4 separate regions of the Homo sapiens genome follow, and regions 2, 3 and 4 are each linked to region 1. Evidence: chromatin loops called from intact Hi-C (ENCODE). Cell type or tissue: heart left ventricle. All regions are shown on one strand.

Region 1 (5,000 bases):
GGGGACCTACATTGTGGACCTGCTGACCCACCTGACCGGCCGGAGAGCCGAGAAGGTGCACGGGCTGCTCAAGACATTCGTGAGGCAGAACGCTGCCATCCGTGGCATCCGGCACGTCACTAGCGATGACTTCTGTTTCTTCCAGATGCTCATGGGTGGGGGTGTGTGTAGCACAGTGACACTCAACTTCAACATGCCAGGCGCCTTTGTGCATGAAGTCATGGTGGTAGGCTCTGCAGGACGCCTCGTCGCCCGGGGAGCCGACCTCTATGGGCAGAAGAACTCTGCCACGCAAGAGGAGCTGCTCTTGAGGGACTCGCTGGCAGTGGGCGCAGGACTGCCTGAGCAGGGGCCCCAGGATGTCCCGCTGCTGTACCTGAAGGGCATGGTCTACATGGTGCAGGCCTTGCGCCAGTCCTTCCAGGGGCAGGGCGACCGCCGCACCTGGGACCGCACCCCTGTCTCCATGGCCGCCTCCTTCGAGGATGGGCTGTACATGCAGAGCGTGGTGGATGCCATCAAGAGGTCGAGCCGATCCGGGGAGTGGGAGGCTGTGGAGGTGCTGACGGAGGAGCCCGACACCAACCAGAACCTGTGTGAGGCACTTCAGCGGAACAACCTATGAGCCTGCACCTGGGCTCCTTGCCACAGGGCAGAGGGACCAGGGAGGGGAACAGGAGCCAGACATGACAGGGACTTGGCCCTAGCAGAGACAGTGTCTTTCATTTAATGAGTCTGGGTGAAGCCAGAGGTGGCTCTGGGACTTCGCCCCCTCCAGTGGCTCATCTGCTCCTCAGACTTGCAGGGTGGCAAATGTTCCTGTTGCCAGGTTACCACGGTGTGCACAGGGCAGAGCTGCCGCCAGGCCTCCTCATGGTGATGCCAGTGAGTCGGACCAGGAAAGGCTCACCCTGGGGAGCCCTTCAGCCTGATCCGCAGTCCTAACAGGGTGAGAAAGCACAAGAGGGGCCAGCTCGGCTGAGGCCTGAGGAGAAATGATGAGAAGTTTTGTTTCGTTCTTGGGCTGGGGCATCTCAGGAACAGTGAGGGCAACAAGCTGTCCCTCAGGGACCCTCACCTGCCCTCCCATGTGACCAGGCCCTTCCCAGGTGGGGACTGGGGCTTGCTTTATTAAGTGAGCTCTTGGGCTTTTGAAGTAGGACAGAGGGCCCTGGTTTGGCAGAGAGGAGGCAAGGGAGGGCTTTAGAACATCTGAGAAATGTTAATAAATAATTCAGAAAATAGGACATGGCATGTGGTTTTTGTTTGGTAGGTTGGGTTTCTTTAATACTGAAAGGCTTGTTTCTGGCTGGTAGGGGGTTTTTCTCTACTCATTGCTCCACAGCAGCTCGGAGCCAGCGTGGGTCATCACCGCCAACTGTGCCACACGGGCCGCTGCCCCTGCCAGCCCTCGTCTCCTGCCTGTTCCCTCATAGCCAAATCCCAGGAGCCTCAGAAGAAAAGATTTCCTCAGAGAACAGGACTCAGGACTTCCTAATGGGCTGCTGCTGGGCCTGCCGTCTCAGCAGATAGCGGGAGAGTTTGGGGCCTCACTGGGGTGGAGGTTAGGAGGGGTTCTGTTCTTAATGTCACGGTGTTGGCTGCCAGAGTGCTCTTGAGGTGGCGGGGAGGAGTGGTTTCAGGGAGGTGGCACAGGGTGAGGAGGAGGAGGAAGAGCTCCAGGCGTGCCCCATGGAGCAGCTGTGGCTGGACCCGAGGGCCAATCACCCACCATGCTCTTGACTGTGCTCTGCACAGGGCCAGCCTTCTACCCAGCTCTGCCAGAGGCGGCGGGGGGTGGGGGCGGGGGGGCACGGTGTTGAGAAAAGACATGCGTTCCCCTTTGCTTGTTTGACCAGCCTGCCAGGATCGTTCAGCCTGGACCAAGTTCTGTTCCCTTCTCTAACCTTCCGCCCTCTTCCCTGCCCTGGGCTCCTTGCCAGAAAAGCCCAGGGAGGGCTTCCTCTTCCTCTTGGCACCGCTTCTAGACGTCACCAGGCTTGTTTTCCTGTAATTTCCTGGATTCAGATGTCCTTGTGAGAGGGAATAACAAGGGATAGGGTTGGAGTGTGCCTACTGCATGCTGACCCTCAGGGCAAACGTGTATGTTATTATTTCCCTTAACCTCCAAACCACTCTCTGACGGTAAATATTCTCATCATTCAGATCATAAAATGGAGGCACAGAGGGCAAAGCTACTTGCCTCCTGTAGATTGTACATGATGGAGCCAGGAGCCTGGTCAGGACCATCTAACCACAGAGCCTGACCTTGAACCACGCTTCCTCCCAGCATTTGGGAATCTTCAGACCTGAGGGCCCGGCATTGCCCCTCCCTGTGGCAGGAGCCTCGGCCTGGCCTGAACTAGGAGGTGAAATGCAGATAGCACCCACCACCAGGCAGGACACCGAAGGTTAAAGGGGAGGCTGCCCCCTTGTCCCTGGGACAGTTAGCTCAGCTCAGTCCTCCCATGTGTTGCTAGGATGTCGAGGTCACTCTGAAATGTGGGAATTGACCAGGAAAGCACAAGCCTGACTTAGATGCTCCCACATAAGAAAGGGCCATGTGGCCAACCCAGAATGGCACTCGGGTTCCCAGAATGTGCTGGGGGGAGGGTACTGCAGTGGGCTGAATGCAGAGCTGCTTTAATGAGGACCCCGGTTCCTCTGAGGGAATCCCCAGAGCCTAGATTCACGGCCAGAGTGGTGCATGGCCCCTTCCCTCAGACGTCTTTACCATCGAGTTATCCTGGGCATCAGAGCTGGTCAGTCCCACACTGGGGATGGGGAAGACAGATGTGCCCAGATGCCTGTGGCCAAGGGAGCCCACAGGGTTCTGGTCTCCATGGGTGACTGAACCCACACTGGTTCTAGACTTGTCCGGCAGCACCCCCTCCTGGAAGAAGGCAGTAGCATCTCCCAGGACCTGTTTCCAAATCTCAGGATGTTACCAGCTCTTCCTCAGGTCAAAATAAAGTTTTTCCAGGACAGTAAAAATGCAGTTAGCTTGGCTCGTCAGATACAGCAACCAGAAGAGAACTTCCCAAATACCTGTCGCTTATTCTTCAACCTCCAGCCAAATCCAGGACTGTTTTCACCTAGACGATGGCAGCCACTTCCTTTCCTGTTCTGCCCATCACCCTGCTGGCCAAGCAGCCTCTCCTGAATGTCACGCCAAGATCCCTCCCTATCCACACCCTTCCTCCTCACCCCCGGACTTGACCAACCTGGTTTCCATATGGCCATGCCCTCCTCTCCAGCCACACTAAGAGCCCTCCTGCAGAGGTGGCAGCTTCCATACTAGCAGGGCTTTGTCCCTGGCATGTCCTCTGCCTGGAAGGCACCACCTCTCTCTCTCAGGAGTCAGCTGGAGGACTGCCCGGTCACCACTTCTGACTTCAGCAAAGTAGCCACCTCCCAACCTGTGGTTCCACAGCCTTGGTCCTCAGTTGAGCTGAGGTTGCATGTCCCTCCATCCCTCCCTCCCTCCCTCTCTCCCTCTCCTTTTCTTTTCTTTTTTCTTTTCTTGTCTTCTTTCTTTCTTTTCCTTTTTTTCTCTCTTTTTTCTCTTTCCCTCCCTCCCTCCCTCCCTTCCTTCCCTCCCTCCTTTCTTTATTTATTTCTTTTCTTGACAGAGTCTCACTCTGTCACCCAGGCCGGAGTGCAGTGTCGTCACCTTGGTTCACAGCCACCTCCACCTCCCCGGTTCAAGCAATTCTCTTGCCTCAGCCTCCCAAGTAGCTGGGACTGCAGGCGCCCACCACCACACCTGGCTAATTTTGTTTGTTTGTTTCTTTTTGAGATGGAGTTTTGCTCTCGTTGCCTAGGCTGGAATGGAGTGGCGCAATCTCAGCTCACTGCAACCTCCACCTCCCTGGTTCAAGCAATTCCCCTGCCTCAGCCTCCCAGGTAGCTGGGATTACAGGCACATGCCACCAGTGCCCAGCTAATTTTTTTGTATTTTTAGTAGAGATAGGGTTTCACCATGTTGGCCAGGCTGGCTGGTTTCGAACTCCTGACCTCGTGATCCACCCACCTCGGCCTCCCAAAGTGCTGGGATTATAGGCATGAGCCACCGCCCCCAGCCTAATTTTTGTATTTTTAGTAGAGGCGGGGTTTCACCACATAGTCCAGGCTGGTCTTGAACTTCTGGCCTAAGTGATCCGTGCCCCCCTCAGCCTCCCAAGGTGCTAGGATTACAGGCATGAACCACTGCACCTGGCCACTTGTTTTGAATATATAATTTCAACTTTTATTTTACATTCGGGGGGTACATGTGCAAGTTTGTTACATGGGTATACTGTGTGACGCTGAGGTTTGGGGGACGATTGGTCTCATCACCCAGGTAGTGAACATAGTAAATAGGTTTTTTCAACAATCACCCCACCCCCTCTCTGCCCCCTCTCATAGTCTCATGTTTGTGTTTCCCATGTTTGTGTCCATGTGTACCCAATGTGTAGCTCCCACTTGTGAGAACGTGTGCTATTTGCTTTCCTGTTCCTGTGTTAATTTCTTAGGATAATGGTCTCAGCCGTTTCCATGTTGCTGCAAAGGACGCGATTTCATTCTTTTTTTTATGGCTGCATCATTTTTACTTCTTGAGACAGGGAAAAATGTTGCCCAGGCTGGTCTTGAACTCCCGGGCTCAAGCGATCCTCCTGCTTCAGCCTCCCAAATATCTGGGACTACAGACACAGACCACCACGCCCAGCTACACGTCTCCCTAAATAATGTAGCATTTCCTCTTTACAGCGAGCTTCTAGGAGCAGTAGGGACTTGGTCCTTTCTGCAGCTCCTACTACCCACCCTGCTTAGACAAGTCCATTGGGTAATAGGCCTCAGGAATTGCAGACTAGTTCTCCCACGATTTCTAATTCCTGCCTCACCTGTGAGAAGACAGGACCAGCTCTTCCTTATCAGTGCTGGCCTCGTTCACGCTTCCAGCCCTGGAGACCGCACAAAGATACAGAGGCCTTCTTGGGTCCGGCCTTAGCCAGAGAGCC
Region 2 (5,000 bases), 260 kb before region 1:
CTTCTGCGGTGGTTCTCTCATCAGCCAGTCCTGGGTGGTCACTGCTGCCCACTGCAATGTCAGGTGAGTGCCTGCATTCCACCTGCCCCGCCCCTCGCCTCTTCCTGCCTCCTCCCCTGGCTGTCCCCCTCTCGCGCTGGCCTCCCTGCAGCTGCCTAATCCCACCCCCTTGCAGCCCTGGCCGCCATTTTGTTGTCCTGGGCGAGTATGACCGATCATCAAACGCAGAGCCCTTGCAGGTTCTGTCCGTCTCTCGGGTGAGTGCCTGGGCTGCAGACACGGAGGAAAAGTGGGCAGTGCAGGTGGGTGGGTGCTGGGAACGAGGAATTCAGGACATGCCCTGGCCTACCCTGCTCAGCACCCATCAGAACATGGACTGTTTCTGACCCCACAGGCCATTACACACCCTAGCTGGAACTCTACCACCATGAACAATGACGTGACGCTGCTGAAGCTCGCCTCGCCAGCCCAGTACACAACACGCATCTCGCCAGTTTGCCTGGCATCCTCAAACGAGGCTCTGACTGAAGGCCTCACGTGTGTCACCACCGGCTGGGGTCGCCTCAGTGGCGTGGGTAGGGACTCAGGCCAAAGCTCAGGGTGGGAGGACTGGGGTGGGGACCAGTGTTCTGGGCCCCATGTGACCACCCCTCCTGGCCCACAGGCAATGTGACACCAGCACATCTGCAGCAGGTGGCTTTGCCCCTGGTCACTGTGAATCAGTGCCGGCAGTACTGGGGCTCAAGTATCACTGACTCCATGATCTGTGCAGGTGGCGCAGGTGCCTCCTCGTGCCAGGTAAGCCCCAGCACCCGCTCCTCTGCGCTGTCCTGTGGTATACCTCCCCAACCCCCCCTACTCAATTCTCCCTCCCTCTTCCCTCTCAGGGTGACTCCGGAGGCCCTCTTGTCTGCCAGAAGGGAAACACATGGGTGCTTATTGGTATTGTCTCCTGGGGCACCAAAAACTGCAATGTGCGCGCACCTGCTGTGTATACTCGAGTTAGCAAGTTCAGCACCTGGATCAACCAGGTCATAGCCTACAACTGAGCTCACCACAGGCCCTCCCCAGCTCAACCCATTAAAGACCCAGGCCCTGTCCCATCATGCATTCATGTCTGTCTTCCTGGCTCAGGAGAAAGAAGAGGCTGTTGAGGGTCCGACTCCCTACTTGGACTTCTGGCACAGAAGGGGCTGAGTGACTCCTTGAGTAGCAGTGGCTCTTCCTAGAGTAGCCATGCCGAGGCCGGGGCCCCCACCCCTCCTCCAGGGCAACCCCTTGGTCCTACAGCAAGAAGCCAGAACTGTTGGAATGAATGGCAGCCCTCCCTGGAGAGGCAGCCTGTTTACTGAATACAGAGGATACGTTTACAAACTGAATACGCATAATAAATAACTGCACATTCTCCATCCACAGGCCATGGCATGAAGGCCCAAGTGGGTCTATCAAAGGCCCACATCTCCAAACCCCCTGTCCTGCCCTCAGGACCAGGCCCACCCTGGGCAAGAGAGAACGTAAGCCCCAGGGCTTCAGGTCCCCAGAGACACTTGGGGAACTGGGGGGAAATTCTGAGGCCATGGGGCTTGGTTCTCCACTGCCTCCTGCCCAGGGGGCATTGGGGACGGTAGGAGGATGTGTCTAAGGCATAGTCGACTTGGCACAGAGTGGTCTCTTTAGTTTTGTTTCCCACTGGAGGTGGCACATGCAGGAAAAGGGCCTGGCCCAGGCTGCCGACCGGCAGAAGCTGAGTGGGAACCAAACCCTCCTGCAATGGCAGGGGCCCTGCCGTCAAGCTAAGGCCAAAGCTGGGCCCTGGCCCCATTCTACCCACTGAAGGCAGCTGTGGAGGAAGGGGCTTGGGTTCCAGCCTGGTTTGTGGTAGGGGGAGATACCACAAAAGAAATGGGGATGGTTCTGGCTCAGGCCTCTGGGAAAGCAGCCACCCAACCCCACCCACCTCCCGCAGGGGCTCCTTCCAGCTTGAGGCTCAGTGGGACCCAGACTGGAAGGTTAATGCTGTGAAGGGAAGCAGCACAGGGTGGACGGGGCAAGGCCAGCTGTGAGAAGGCAGTGCCCCTGGCACCCTGGTTTCAGAGGCAGGTCACACAGTATGGCTAAGTTCCAGGGAGGGGTGCGCAGAAGCTCAGCAGAAGGGGAGAGGTGAGCAGCCCGGGACCCTCCCCCAGGGCGGCAACTCCTACCTTCCCATGTCCTCATGGAGGACTACAGGTGTGCACCATGGGTGGGTGTGCACGATGGGCAGGTGTGCACGATGGGCGTGCAGTGATCACTCCCAGGCTGCCAACACCCATGCAGACACCAGATGGCGCCTTCGTGCAGCTGCAGAGGAGGGAGCAACAGAGCCTGAAGGGAAAAGGCAATGGGGCTGCACCAAAGGATAGAACCCAGGCTGACACTCGACCCTAATCGGGAGGACCCCCTTCCCTCTGCCTTGGCCCCCAGGTGCCCCATTCCCCAGGTAGCAGCAGTGGGGCTCCCTTTAACCACCCCCAGTTGGGAAGGAGGCACCTGGGGAATGGAATGGACATCCAACGGGGAGAGGGAGGTAGCGGTGGGCTCTACAAAGAAGGCACCAAGGGCGGTGGGCTGAGACCCCTCAGAATCTGGAGAGGCTGGAGCCTGGGCAAGCCGATGACCAGCATGGCCACACAGTCCAGAAGGGTGAAGGTCCACGCCATGGCCCTCCACCAGAGGTCCTGGGACCAGGAAGGCTCCCTGGAGGCACCATGAAGGAAGACAGATCTTGGCTGGGAGGTGGAGGGCTGTTTCGACCTAGCCAGGGGCTACGGGTCCAGTCAAGGCACAAGCTTTGTGCCTACCAGGGTCTCCCACTGGAGCATAATCTTAAGGATCAGGATGCATGGGAATGTGTGAAACCAGGGAGAAGGGCTCTGTGGAGGAAAGGGGGTCCCAGAAGTAACTGTCCCAAAGGGTCCTGAGGCCACAGGACACTCCACCCAGCACTGCAGTTCCCTTTGATTGGGGAAAAGTCAAAGGGCAAGGGAGACAGTGAAGGCCAGGTCCTATCCCTTCCCAACTCCACCAGAGCAGCTGCCCACCAAGAGGGGTATCAGTGCCAGGCCAGGCTCCCAGTTCAGGGGGAGTCACAGCCCCCTGTGCTACCTCTACTCTGTCACACCTGGCCCAGGCCCATGGTGAGGACAGGGGCTGCTGAAGGCACAGAGAAAGGGCTGGAGCCAGACATTCTTCACCTACTGTGGGCCACATAGGCCTATCTCCAGAGAGGGCATCGGACCCAGATGGCACCACAGTGTGTGGCCAGGCTGGGTCGTGCTGCATGTGTGCACAGCCAGGCGGCTCAGCCATTGTATTGCTGCTGGTAGCGCAGGTTGAGCTCCCGCAGCTCCCGTTCCCGCACACGGCGTGACTTATTGGAGCGTGTGGAGCGGCTGGAACGCGTGGACTGGGCAGATTTGGTGCTCTGGCAGCGCGAGGAGGCACGTTTAAGGAGGTTCTGGGATATGGAGCGGTGCAGGTTCTTCATGGATGAAGAGGCAGCCATGCTCACCACCCACGGGTGCCTCAGGGCCTGCAGTGCAGTCATACGGGCTCCAGGGTCCACTGTCAGCAGGCGGTCAATGAAGTCCTTGGCCAGGTTGGACACACTAGGCCAGGGCTAGAGACCAAGGACAAGCATTAGAGTGAGAGCATCTGACACTGCCCACCCCATCTGGATGAGGCCACTACTCAGCAACCCTCCCCTTTCCAGAGAGAGGTGCTGCCCCTCCTCTCATGTAGCACTTGGGGCCTCCCCGCCCAACGCTGGCTCAGGCTGAACAAGGGCTGCTCTCCAGGTGATGGAGTCTGGCAAGGAAGGAAAGGACCTGTGCACTCTCCCAGGGAGCAAATTCTATGGTGCACTGGACCCAAAGCCTGGCTCAGGGAGATGGCCTCTGCCAAGACCCCCCCGAACTTGTCCCAGGAGTATCATAACTCAGGGGACTGTTAGAGAATGATTCAAACTTTCCCACCACATCCTAAGTCAGATTGAAGCTCCAATCTCTGGATGACCAGGATCAGGCTACTTAAAGGGGAACTTCCTAGTCCTTACAGAGAAGATCCAACCTCTCTCCAACTGCCGAAGCAGTGGCAGAAGACCACTGCTCCCTGCCTCTGCCTCCCGGCATGGGGAGGAAAGGAAACAATTCAAGGCAACTAGATTTCCCAGTCGGCTGAGGGCAGGCGATCCCGGGACCAGGAAGGAACCAGGACCCTTCTCAGTGGCACCCTCTGGCCCGCATTACTTCTCTAAGCCACAAAGGGCTCCTGGCAGTGCTGTGCGCCAGCCTCATTTTAGTACATTCTGTCCCCTGGGAGGAACTCCATAAAGCCCACTCTGCCACATGCACCCCGGGCTGCCTCATCTCAGCCCCGAACCCAGCAGCTGTCTGTCTCAGGGCCTCAGGTTGTACGGCTGTCTTCACCTGACTGGATCCTCAGGTTCTCAGGGTAAAGGACACTTGCTCAGACTCCCTCTTAGCCCCCAGTGCTTCCAGCAATTATTCCAGCTGTAACGTGAGACTGCAATTTCATGTTCGTTTAGTATTCCCATGAGATCATGCTGAGCTGGATGAGCCCGTGCCTGGTGCTGCGCATACAGGAAGCACTCAGTAGGCACAGGCTCAGACAGTAAACAACCCACGGTGCTGCCGGATGGGTGCCCTTTCCTGGAGCTGCTTCCAGGCCTTGGGGCTCAGCCAGGTGAGTCCTTGCGTCCCTGCATCTCCTAGGAACACTTCTGGCACGGGCTCTGAGGCTCCCCCAAGGATAGGCAGCTAGGACCTTTCCTGAGCCTGCTGCAGATGACTCAACAGGGATGCTAACGATCCCCTCACTTTCCTTCCTGCCAGGTGAGGTCTGCCTGTTCCACCCATGGTACCCTTCACCACCCATGGTACCCTTCACCTTGAGGAACCCCTGAACATGCCCTCCAGGGGGTTCAGGAGGATCTGAGAGAC
Region 3 (5,000 bases), 150 kb before region 1:
GATGGAGTTGAAGAGGCAGAGAAAAAGATGGAAGAAGAAGGTGTGAGTGTGAGTGAAATGGAGGCAACAGGAGCACAAGGACCCAGCAGGGTAGAAGAGGCTGAGGGACACACAGAGGTGACAGAAGCAGAGGGATCCCAGGGGACTGCTGAGGCTGACGGGCCAGGAGCATCTTCAGGGGATGAGGATGCCTCTGGCAGGGCAGGTAAGAGGCCCAGTGCAGGGAGTGACTGGTGACAGCTGTGTTCAGGCCCTAGCACACAGAAAGGCCTTGTCTGGGTTGTGTTTCCGGGCACTGGTGGTGGTAGGGGGTCAGGGAGACACTGAGGGGCACCTGCTTGGCTGGAGCTAGGTGGGGCCCACCAGAAACAGGACAGAAATACTGTGGCTGTGCTGGCCTGGGTGAGATGGTCAGGCCTGGAATCCCTGTGACCCCACCCTTCTTCTTTGTAGCAAGTCCAGAGTCGGCCTCCAGCACCCCTGAGTCTCTCCAGGCCAGGCGACATCATCAGTTTCTTGAGCCAGCCCCAGCGCCTGGTGCTGCAGTGTAAGATCCCACAACCCCATTCCTCATGGGCCTCTTGGGAAGGGAGCATTGGGTATGCTGTGTACATAGGGTCCTCCCCCTTCCTACGGGTATGCAGATGATTACCCAGCAGGGCAGCTTCAGCTGGGCTGGGGAGAGCTCACCAAGAGCACCCCTGCCATCCTGGTGCCTGCCTCCACGGCTTAGAGGAGCCTGGGTGAGGGGAAAGTATGTGGTTGGTTTGTAGTCAGAAAAGGCTTCCTGGAAGACGATTAGCAGAATCGGGAAAGGCAGCAGTAGAGTAAGGAGAGAGACTATCCATTCTAAGGCCTGGAGTCATGGACCCAAGCAGGTACCAATATAGATAATAAGTCTGAACCAGGATGTCGAGTCGACTGTGGAGGGACAGAGCCCCAGGGAAAGACTGGCCTCTATGTGGCCCCCTGACCCAACTGCCCCTCAGCAGGTGGTCAGGGCTGCTGGTCCTGGCTGGCCAAGGGCCACGTGGTCCCCAGCCTCAGCAGAAGCCAGCAAGACTTGCTCTTGAATAAGAGCCTCCTTGAGGCAAGTTCAGCCCCCTCTGTCCACTGTTGCCCTCAGCTTATCTTCAGAGCCTGCAGAGCCTCTGTTGGTCAGGCATCCCCCTAGGCCCCGGACCACCGGCCCCAGGCCCCGGCAAGATCCCCACAAGGCTGGACTGAGCCACTATGTGAAACTCTTTAGCTTCTATGCCAAGATGCCCATGGAGAGGAAGGCTCTTGAGATGGTGGAGAAGTGGTGAGTCCTGGGCACATGGGGTAGGGAGAGGAACCCCTCGGGTCATGATCAGACTGTTCAGCCTGCTCTATCCCCACCTTCTTGACAGCCTAGATAAATATTTCCAGCATCTTTGTGATGATCTGGAGGTATTTGCTGCTCATGCTGGCCGCAAGACTGTGAAGCCAGAGGACCTGGAGCTGCTGATGCGGCGGTGAGAAGGCGGAAGGTGTGGGGGTGCTGGCTGGGGGAGTTTTGGTGCTGATTCTGCCTGTCCCTTCTCTTCCTCCACTGCAGGCAGGGCCTGGTCACTGACCAAGTCTCACTGCACGTGCTAGTGGAGCGGCACCTGCCCCTGGAGTACCGGCAGCTGCTCATCCCCTGTGCATACAGTGGCAACTCTGTCTTCCCTGCCCAGTAGTGGCCAGGCTTCAACACTTTCCCTGTCCCCACCTGGGGACTCTTGCCCCCACATATTTCTCCAGGTCTCCTCCCCACCCCCCCAGCATCAATAAAGTGTCATAAACAGAATATTCTGCATTTTGGTGCATGTCCTGGGGCCAGCCAGGCAGGGACTGATTCCCCCCCACAACTCCCCAGCACAGTCTGGAGAATGGCATGGATTCAGACAAACACTTTTATATTAAAAGCTAGGGGTTAGCAGGACTGGAGTACGCAGGCTGCCCACAAGTTCCTAGCTTGCAGGCTCTGGCTCTCGAGGTCCCACACGCCTGATGTCAATCACCTGAAGCCGCTCCAGGGCAGTCTGGAGGATTTCCACCACGGCTTCTTCCTTCTCGTCACCCTCCTCTGGCATTTCCGACTCAGGGAGCTGGAAGGCCTGGCTCATGTAGGTGTTCACTGTCTGCTTGTCCAGGCTGGGGTCGATGGTCATCAGGCCCCCTCGCAGCTTGGGCAGAGTCACTTCCTCATGGCTGCCCCACAGGAAAGAGAGTGACAGGCCCTGACCCCTCCTCTCCGTGCCCCAGACTCCCAGGTGCCCTCCTCTGTGCTGGGCTGAGCAGTGGATGGTGCATGGTGCACAGGGAGACCCAGGGGCTTCAGGGGCCCAGCCTGTGGGACTCGCCTATGGATGAGGGTCACTCACAGTTCTATGCCAAGCTCCTGCTTTAGCTGCTGTAAGTACTCGTCCTTCTCATCCATGTATTGTTCCCAGAGTTTTTGCACAAAGGGCTCACTCTGGCCCTCCTCATCCTGGGAGGGGCCACAAGTCAGGGGGAGGGCACATTGGGTAGGGTCCAGCCAAGGCTAGGGCAGGGGCCAGGCCAGTCCCCGGACCCCACACACCCACCTCCATAAACAGTGAGCGGTAGTTGAGCAAGTCTGCATTGCTGCTGCTGGGATGCCAGCCCCCTGCCTCCATCAGCTCCTGGATTTGCTCTTCTGTCTTGAGAGGGAAGGTACTCTTGAGGACAGTGCTGTAGGGGAGACATGAGGGCCAACAGGGACCTGCTGAGGCCTGCTTGTGCCTCTCCCTAGTGCTCAAAAGGGAGTGAGTGCCGAGGCTGTGGCCCTTCCCACCAGGTGCCCCTTTTCCCTACAGATGCAGGAATAGTTGGGTAGGAGTTGGGGGTAGCCTGGACTGGCCTCTCACTTGAACTGCTCCATGGTTAGTAGCCCCTCGTTCTGACTGTCAGCATTTGTCATCTCCTTCAGCAGCTGGGCTACTGTCTCCTTCTGGGTGACATACACATTCTCACTCCGCTATAAGGAGAGAAGCATTATTCACCTGCTGTTCCTGGGAGTGGTGGGGGCAAAGCTGGTCTATGCTAGGGACAAAGACCCCTCTCAGTCTCCCCAAGGGGAATAGGCCCCAGCTCACCTTTCCCATCAAGACTGCATAGAACTGACTCATAACCTCGTTGGAGTGGAAGATCTTGATATTTTCAAAAATAGTATAAGCCCAGGCCATGGCATCACTGGGCCCAAAGCGATGCTCCAGGAAATTGAAGAAGAAATCTGGGAACGTCTCTTTCTGCGGGATCGAGGAAATGCTCAGTCAGAGTCTTACGGTTGGTTGGCCCTCATCCCTGTCACCTCTGGACCTGCAGAGGACTCTGGATCTGAAGACCATGCTGGGCCAGAGTGGCTGGTGAGATCTGACCTGCTCCTCAGCAAGACGTTCCTTCCAGGCATCCTTGAGGAGGTTGACCACGTCCTTCTTGCTTGGCTTCTTGTTCTCCACGAGGCCATCAAACCGAAGAAAAGCAGGGATGGCTTCCCCATAGCCCTAGGAGGGAGGATATCAGCTCATCTCTGGACCCATCTGTGGCCCCACCCCCAATCAGGGAAGATCCCCAGTTGGTTCCCCAAAAGCTTGTCTGAGCAGCAGGGCATGGCTGTTCTGACTCTGGCCCAAGCCCCACTCCTGGGGCCTCCCCTACCAGACCAGGGAAGAAGTCTTTCTCCCGCAGCAGCCCCGAACCAATCTCTTCCAGGAGCACGTCCACCAGCTGGTCGCTGTTCTTGCCCTCAGCCAGCATCTGCCAGCGCTCTGGGCCCCCAGCCACCACATCTGCATGTGGGGAGAGGGAGCTGGAGTCTGGGCCCACATGTAAGCAGGACCTGGGGCCCTGCCGGCTGCCCTCACCTTTGCACTTGGTCCAGTCAGGCCGCGGCGTGGAAGTGCGCTGGATCTCCTGCAGCTCAGAGAAGAATTGGTCCCGTTCCTTCAGCGTGCTCATGTGCAGCTGCATGAGGATCTCATGCTCCTTGCGAACCTCCTCGTAGCTGGCTCTCAGGGTGTCCAGCTGTGGGCAAGGACATTGGCCCTGGCCCCCCACCTGTGAGACCCCGTCCTACCCTCCTGGCCCTGCCTGCCTGCCAGCACCTGCTCCTGAAGATCCTTGTTGGTCTTCTCCTGCATTTCAAAGTCCCTCCTGGGGACCACATCTCCAAAGTTGGCCTTCATGTTGTTGAGTTCCATCTGCGTGCGGGTCAGGTCTTGCCGGGTCATCTTAAGAGCCAGGGTTAACTTCACAGGGTCCTCCCCCCAGATGCCTGCCAGGGGAAGGGGCCCACCAGCCCGTGTCACCGTGGCTTTCTCAGGGGTTGCCTGAAGCCCTCTGCCCTTCCTGTTTGGGGTTCCCTGGTTCTTGCCCACAGCACTACCAGCCTAGGGTTTCAGGCTAAAGTCTAGAAGCCCAGGAAACTGAGTACCAGGCCTGTCCAGCCCACTGGGAGCCTAGGCTGCCTCAGCTACCAACTGTGTTCCTACAATTCTCAGTTCAACTCAGAAGATACACAGCCCTGCGGGAGGCAGGGACATCTCCCCTCTGAATGGTTATGGAATGAGCAGGTCTTAGGAATGCTGAATGAATGGGGCTTAGGGGTGAGACCAGAGTCTTCCAGCGTCTCAGAGAAGAGAGAAACCCGATTCCCAATTCAGGCTTACCTGGCGACTGGGCTAATGACATGTCCTCCCGCTGGTACCGCAGCTCATTCAGGTCTGCGATGAGGATCTTACAGGCATCTCGCTCACTGAGGTAGTGCAGGTACTCCTCAGCCAAGTTCTTCCTCAGTTTGGTCACCTGGCAAGAAGGTGGCTGTGTGGTCAGGGGCTGCCCCTGGACCCCTGTATGCAGCTGGTCACCCCAGGGAGTGGGCTGGGTTCTGGGGGGCCCCATCAGGGACTGTGAACAGGAAAGGTGAAAGAAGAAGGAGATTGGCCATTTCTGAGAATTCGGCAAGGTGCCAA
Region 4 (5,000 bases), 390 kb before region 1:
GGCAGAGCCTTTAAAAGAATAGGTTGGGTATGGTGGCTCAAGCCTGTAATCCCAGCACTTTGAGGGGCTGAGGCAGGAGGATCACTTAAGCCCAGGAGTTTGAGACCAGCCTGGGCAACATAAGGAGATCCCGTCACTACAAAAAAATAAAAAATTAGCCAGGTGTGGTGGCATGTGCCTGTAGTTTCAGCTACTCAGGAGGCTGAGGCAGGAGGATTACTTGAGCCCAGGAGTTTGAGGCTGCAGTGAGCTATGATTGTGCCACTTCACTCCAGCCTGGGTAACAGAGCAAGACTGTCTCAAAAAACAACAACAACAATGAAAAACACATAAACAAAGCAGTCTGTCTGGGATTATTCAAGGGAGAAGTCATTGCTCAATATAATAGAAAGAAAATGAGGCTGGGCCTGGTGGCTCATGCCTGTAATCCCAGTACTTTGGGAGGCCAAGGTGGGCAGATCACCTGAGATCAGGAGTTTGAAACCAGCCTGGCCAACGTGGTGAAACCCTGTCTCTACTAAAAATATAAAAATTAGCTGGGCATGGTGGAGCGCACCTGTAATCTCAGCTACTCGGGAGGCTGAGGCAGGAGAATCACTTGAACCCGGGAGATGGAGATTGCAGTGAGCCAAGACTGCGCTACTGCACTCCAGCCTGGGTGACAGAATGACAAAGAGGAGGAGAGGAGAGGAGGGGAGAGGAGAGGGGAGGGGGGAGGGGAGGAGATGGGAAGGGAGAGGGGAGGAGATGGGAGGGGAGAGGGGAGGAGATGGGAGGGGAGAGGGGAGGAGATGGGAGGGGAGGGGGGAGAGGGGAGGAGATGGGAGAGGGAGGGGAGAAGGGAGGGGGAGGGGAGGGGAGGAAGGAAAGAAGGAAGGAAGGAGGGAAGGAAGGAGGGAGGGAGGGAAGGAAGGAAGGGAGGGAGGGAGGGAAGGAAGGAAGGGAGGGAGGGAGGGAGGGAAGGAAATAAATGAGATTTTTCTCATGAGGGTCAGAATTCCACCACGTACTGGCTGCATGGTATGATTTTGAGCAAATTACTCAATCTCTAGCATTTACACATCCTGATAGTAGAGGTGTTTCTCCTTTCTTAGTCTCTCTGTGTCTCTAAACCTCAGTACCTACCCTCAATAGGCACTCCATGAATGAAAGAAAGGCAAATGCAAAAGCCCATTCAGGGTCTGCCTGCCCTCCAGACTCATAAGATATCAAAGAGCTAGGCAGAGGTAGGCTGAATATGTAGAAGAGAAATTGGCTGTCACTTGGGGTGACAGATCAATTAAGGAAGGATCACTAAGATGGGTTAGGACCTCCCTGCCAGTCACTAGAAAGGTGACCACTCACCTCCCATGAACTGCGATGGCAGCAATGCCAGTCCTCTCTATCCGCTTCACAAGGCTCAGGGTATCTTCTAGCTGAGGAGGAGGACCACACAGGATGGTTACTGAAGCTCCAGAAGGAGCAGCTGCTGCCTCCTAAAGTAGGCTCAGCTCTACTCTCTCCTCCAAGCCTAATTTAGCACCTCAAGAATCGTTCACAAACCTAAATCCAACATCACCAGAGAGAATGGACCTTCATATGTAACACACCATCCTTACCGATGGCAGGATGCGAATCTTGCAGGTCACAGGTCTGCGTGTCCCTTTAACAAGAGTGCTGAGGATCTGCAGAAAGGAAAACACAAGAGCACCTATGTCTTCTGGAACAAACCATCACTCTGCCTGTACTAATTAACTCCGCTACAGGCTGTGCATTCCGGTGGCATGAACAGTTTGCATATGTGTGAATGCATGTGTGTGTCTGTTACACACATACACACATAAGCTCCATGAGGCAAGGGACCTGCCTTTGTTCTATACTGGAGCCCCAGCACCTGCCTGGCACCTAGTGGTATACACATATTTGTCAAATATACTGAATGAGTGAGTGAATGGGTACGCGTGTACACCTGTGTGCAGCTCACTGAGCCTTTGCCAGGACAAATACCAGAATTATCTGGAGAACTGAAGAAATACACACTCTTGAATTCCACACTATTATTTCCTGAGTCAGTCTCTAGGGGAAGGGCTTAGGAATGTGTGTTTTCAAAAGGCTCTGCCCAACACACTCCAGCCCGTCCTCAGAATCATTCTGAGGCCTAGCCTTGGTTAAGAACACACGGCTAAAAAAAAAAAAAAAGTAAGAAAAAAAGAACACATAGCTAACTGGGTGTGGTGGTTTATGCCTGTAATCCCAACACTTTGAGAGGCTGAGGTGGGAAGATTGCTTGAAGCCAGGAGTTTGAGACCAGCCTGGGCAACACAGCAAGACCCTGTTTCCTTTTTGTTTGTTTGTTTGTTTGTTTTGTTTTGAGACAGGGTCTGGCTCTGTTTCCCAGGCTAGAGTGCAGTGGCACAATCTTGGCTCACTGTAACCTCTGCCTCCCTAGCTCAAGCCATCCTCCCACTTCAGCCTCCAGAGTAGCTGGGACCACCATGTTGGCCAGGCTGGTCTCGAACTCCTGAGCTCAAGCAATCCACCTGTTTTATCCTCCCAAAGTCCTGGGATGACAGGCTTGAGCCACTGCACCTAGCCCATCCCTGTTTCTATTAAAAAAAAAAAAAGCGGGGGGGCAGACAGCTTCTTTCCTGGGTGAAGGGAATGTTCCCTAAGTGTTGTTCCAGGACTTACAGGGTGAGGGAACAGGAAGGCTCTTAAGGGGGGCCTGCATTCCTCTTTAGGGCAGTCAGACATACATGAGTGAAACTGGCAAAGGAAAAGACAACATACTCATAAGATAAGCACATATTTAAAAGTGCTTATCACATAGCAATTGCAAAAGATTTCAAAGAAAGATCAAGAAGTCACGCAGGAAAGTGACAGGGAGGTAGCAAGACCAGACCACACAAGAATCAGAGATAGAGAGGTGTAGATGACACTGCATGTCTGTGTCATTGCTATCTTCTTCCCTCATCAGAAATTTCAGGCCAGGCAAGCTGGAGGAAAGATGATCCCAAGAACCCTCTTCCAAGAACTGGATCTCTGCCTAGCAGAGCAGGGGGATATCTAGGTGGCTGCTGCCAGTCTTGATTCTAGACAGGCGGGGGCAGCAGAGAGCCAGGTTGCAAAAACCAGTAGTGGAGGCCTATCAGGGACAGGATGAAGCAGGCCATTCCAGAAGACATCAGATCAAGAGGCTGGACTGACAGACAGTTCATGAGCAAGACAGGACCTGCTGGCCCAAATGCCAGGGACTGGCAGGAAGGAACAGTCTCTAGGTGCTGCTCCAGGAGGCAGACTTGGCCTGAGGTCTTAGGGTCACCCTGGCAGGCCTTAAAGAGGCACTTACATTTTAAGGGCGGGACTGACAGGTTCATCAAGAAATACAATAAAAATTCTCATTCTAGTCCCATCCTTCATGCTCAGAGCAACATCTCTAAAAGGTTCCATTACAAGTGCTCACTTAGAATCCTCTGACATTTGGTGATTTAAGCAACACCAGCTGGTCTGATCCAATTCTCTGTCTTGTAGAACTTCCTTTTGCTATTTTATCCAAGTAGCTCTCAGTACTTTCTTCAGTATTTCTGTGTGTTTCATGTGTGTGTTAAGGACTAGGAAGGAAATTAGGTAACCAAAAACCCTAGGCACTTGCAAGGGTCACACTGAGGGGAAATGGCAACTAGAGATTGTCTTCTGGCCAGGCTCTAGCATGACACTCTCCTGGACACCAACTCTCCAGATCCAAGTCTTTGGGGAGAAAGAATGAGAGACAAGTCCATATTTGAGCAGAGGAACAGCACATCTACCTACAAGCAGGCTTGCCTCAATAGACCCACTGGCCAACTGAAGAAAAGCAGTCTCCTTCACTCCCCTGGTTTCTGGGAGGCAGCAGATGAGGATAGGAAAGCATAGGCCTGGAAAGCACTGAGACCTGAGTTCATGTCCTGGCCCTGCCAATTGTCAGCCATGGCCCAAGTACAGTGTACACAAGGGGGATGCCCTGCGCACACCTGTAATCCCAGCACTTTTGGAGGCCAGATCACCTGAGGTTAGGTGTTCAAGGCCAGCCTGAACAACATGGTGAAACCCCGTACCTACTAAAAATACAAAAATTAGCCGGGTGTTGTGGTGCATGCCTGTAATCTCAGCTATTCAGAGGCTGAGGCAGGAGAATCACTTGAACCCAGGAGGTGGATGTTGCAGTGAGCTGAGATCGCACCACTGCACTCCAGCCTGGGCAGCAGAGCAAGACTCCCTCTCAAAATAAATAAATAAATATTTAAAAAAATAAAATAAAACTGAGGTTCTTAATCCAGGGAGCATATATCAGAGTTACCTGGTAGAAGCTTTCTCAAAGAGATTGATATCCCACTCTCCACCCCTACTCACCCCAAGGGTCTGCAGAATTCTCAACAGATAGCATCCTTTATTTCTAACTGGGGTAAAATATATATAACATGAAATTTGCCATCTTAAACATTTTTAAGTGTATAATTCAGTGGCATTAATTACATTCACAATGTTGTACAACCACCAATGTTATGTATTTCCAAAGTTTTTCATAACCCCAAACAAGAATCTTGAGAAAATTTCTAGAGGTGGTCTTGAGATACTCCCACAGATGGAACCACGGGCCTAAAACGCCAAGCCTGGAAGGACCCGCAAAGCTCTCACCCAGGTCACCCAGCTTGCCAACACAGTCTGGACCCGAATTGAATCCAGCCCCTACACCTAAGCCACATCTGGCTTTGTTGTGGAAGCCTGCAACCTCCCTACCATGGGGCAAACCCCATCTATCAGTCCAACCTGGCCCATCTGAGTACCCAACCAGAGAAGTAGTGAAATGAACTAAGCTTCTGAGGTTGAGTGTATCTCTGCTGCCTCATGGATGAAATCTGCCTTATTCAAAGAGGGGCAGTAGAGAGGACAGAGCCAACAGCCTGGGTCTGAGAAGAGAGGAGGCTGGAGGATAACAAAAATGCCTGTGTGCTCATGTTGTGAACCACATCCTCCCTGCTGGG

The links. Hi-C counts contacts between places; a loop is a spot of excess contacts. Peaks named below come from ENCODE experiments on the same cell type or tissue, not always from the same donor. Only the 100,000 strongest peaks of a DNase experiment are listed, where the experiment ranks them.
Region 2: a loop joins it to region 1, with 6 times the contacts of the local background. A loop is called at or near these places in 59 of 110 quality-filtered maps.
Region 3: a loop joins it to region 1, with 2.8 times the contacts of the local background. A loop is called at or near these places in 26 of 110 quality-filtered maps.
Region 4: a loop joins it to region 1, with 2.3 times the contacts of the local background. A loop is called at or near these places in 8 of 110 quality-filtered maps.

Annotation. Positions count from the first base shown.
Region 1 is chr16:67,670,780-67,675,779 of GRCh38, reverse strand. GFOD2 (Gfo/Idh/MocA-like oxidoreductase domain containing 2) reads left to right here. Exons shown (of 3, transcript NM_030819.4): 3 at 1-1,244. The coding sequence ends at 625. Among named protein-coding and RNA genes, the nearest start is that of C16orf86, 6.5 kb to the right of the region's middle. RefSeq lists an enhancer at 2,629-2,688. In heart left ventricle, a CTCF peak has its summit at 2,899 (motif pointing left); DNase peaks (open chromatin) are centred at 1,919 and 2,859; H3K27ac peaks cover 2,017 bases.
Region 2 is chr16:67,925,983-67,930,982 of GRCh38, reverse strand. PSKH1 (protein serine kinase H1) reads right to left here. Exons shown (of 3, transcript NM_006742.3): 3 at 1,307-3,658. The coding sequence ends at 3,341. It overlaps CTRL (chymotrypsin like), which reads left to right. Exons shown (of 7, transcript NM_001907.3): 3 at 1-63; 4 at 176-257; 5 at 395-575; 6 at 665-798; 7 at 888-1,409. The coding sequence ends at 1,049. Among named protein-coding and RNA genes, the nearest start is that of CTRL, 3.4 kb to the left of the region's middle. RefSeq lists enhancers at 1-146, 147-664, 1,427-2,137, 3,510-4,011. In heart left ventricle, a CTCF peak has its summit at 2,304 (motif pointing right); a DNase peak (open chromatin) is centred at 2,332; H3K27ac peaks cover 692 bases.
Region 3 is chr16:67,824,970-67,829,969 of GRCh38, reverse strand. TSNAXIP1 (translin associated factor X interacting protein 1) reads right to left here. Exons shown (of 16, transcript NM_001288990.3): 7 at 4,698-4,833; 8 at 4,134-4,303; 9 at 3,894-4,053; 10 at 3,688-3,818; 11 at 3,408-3,533; 12 at 3,126-3,278; 13 at 2,898-3,007; 14 at 2,595-2,721; 15 at 2,391-2,497; 16 at 1,902-2,217. The coding sequence ends at 1,977. CENPT (centromere protein T) reads left to right here. Exons shown (of 16, transcript NM_025082.4): 12 at 1-205; 13 at 454-547; 14 at 1,127-1,303; 15 at 1,392-1,496; 16 at 1,580-1,813. The coding sequence ends at 1,703. Among named protein-coding and RNA genes, the nearest start is that of THAP11, 15 kb to the left of the region's middle. RefSeq lists an enhancer at 3,620-4,480. In heart left ventricle, no CTCF peak of the experiment used is centred here; no DNase peak of the experiment used is centred here.
Region 4 is chr16:68,062,981-68,067,980 of GRCh38, reverse strand. DUS2 (dihydrouridine synthase 2) reads right to left here. Exons shown (of 17, transcript NM_017803.5): 9 at 1,599-1,664; 10 at 1,345-1,415. Among named protein-coding and RNA genes, the nearest start is that of NFATC3, 20 kb to the left of the region's middle. In heart left ventricle, a CTCF peak has its summit at 3,078; a DNase peak (open chromatin) is centred at 3,090; H3K27ac peaks cover 1,185 bases.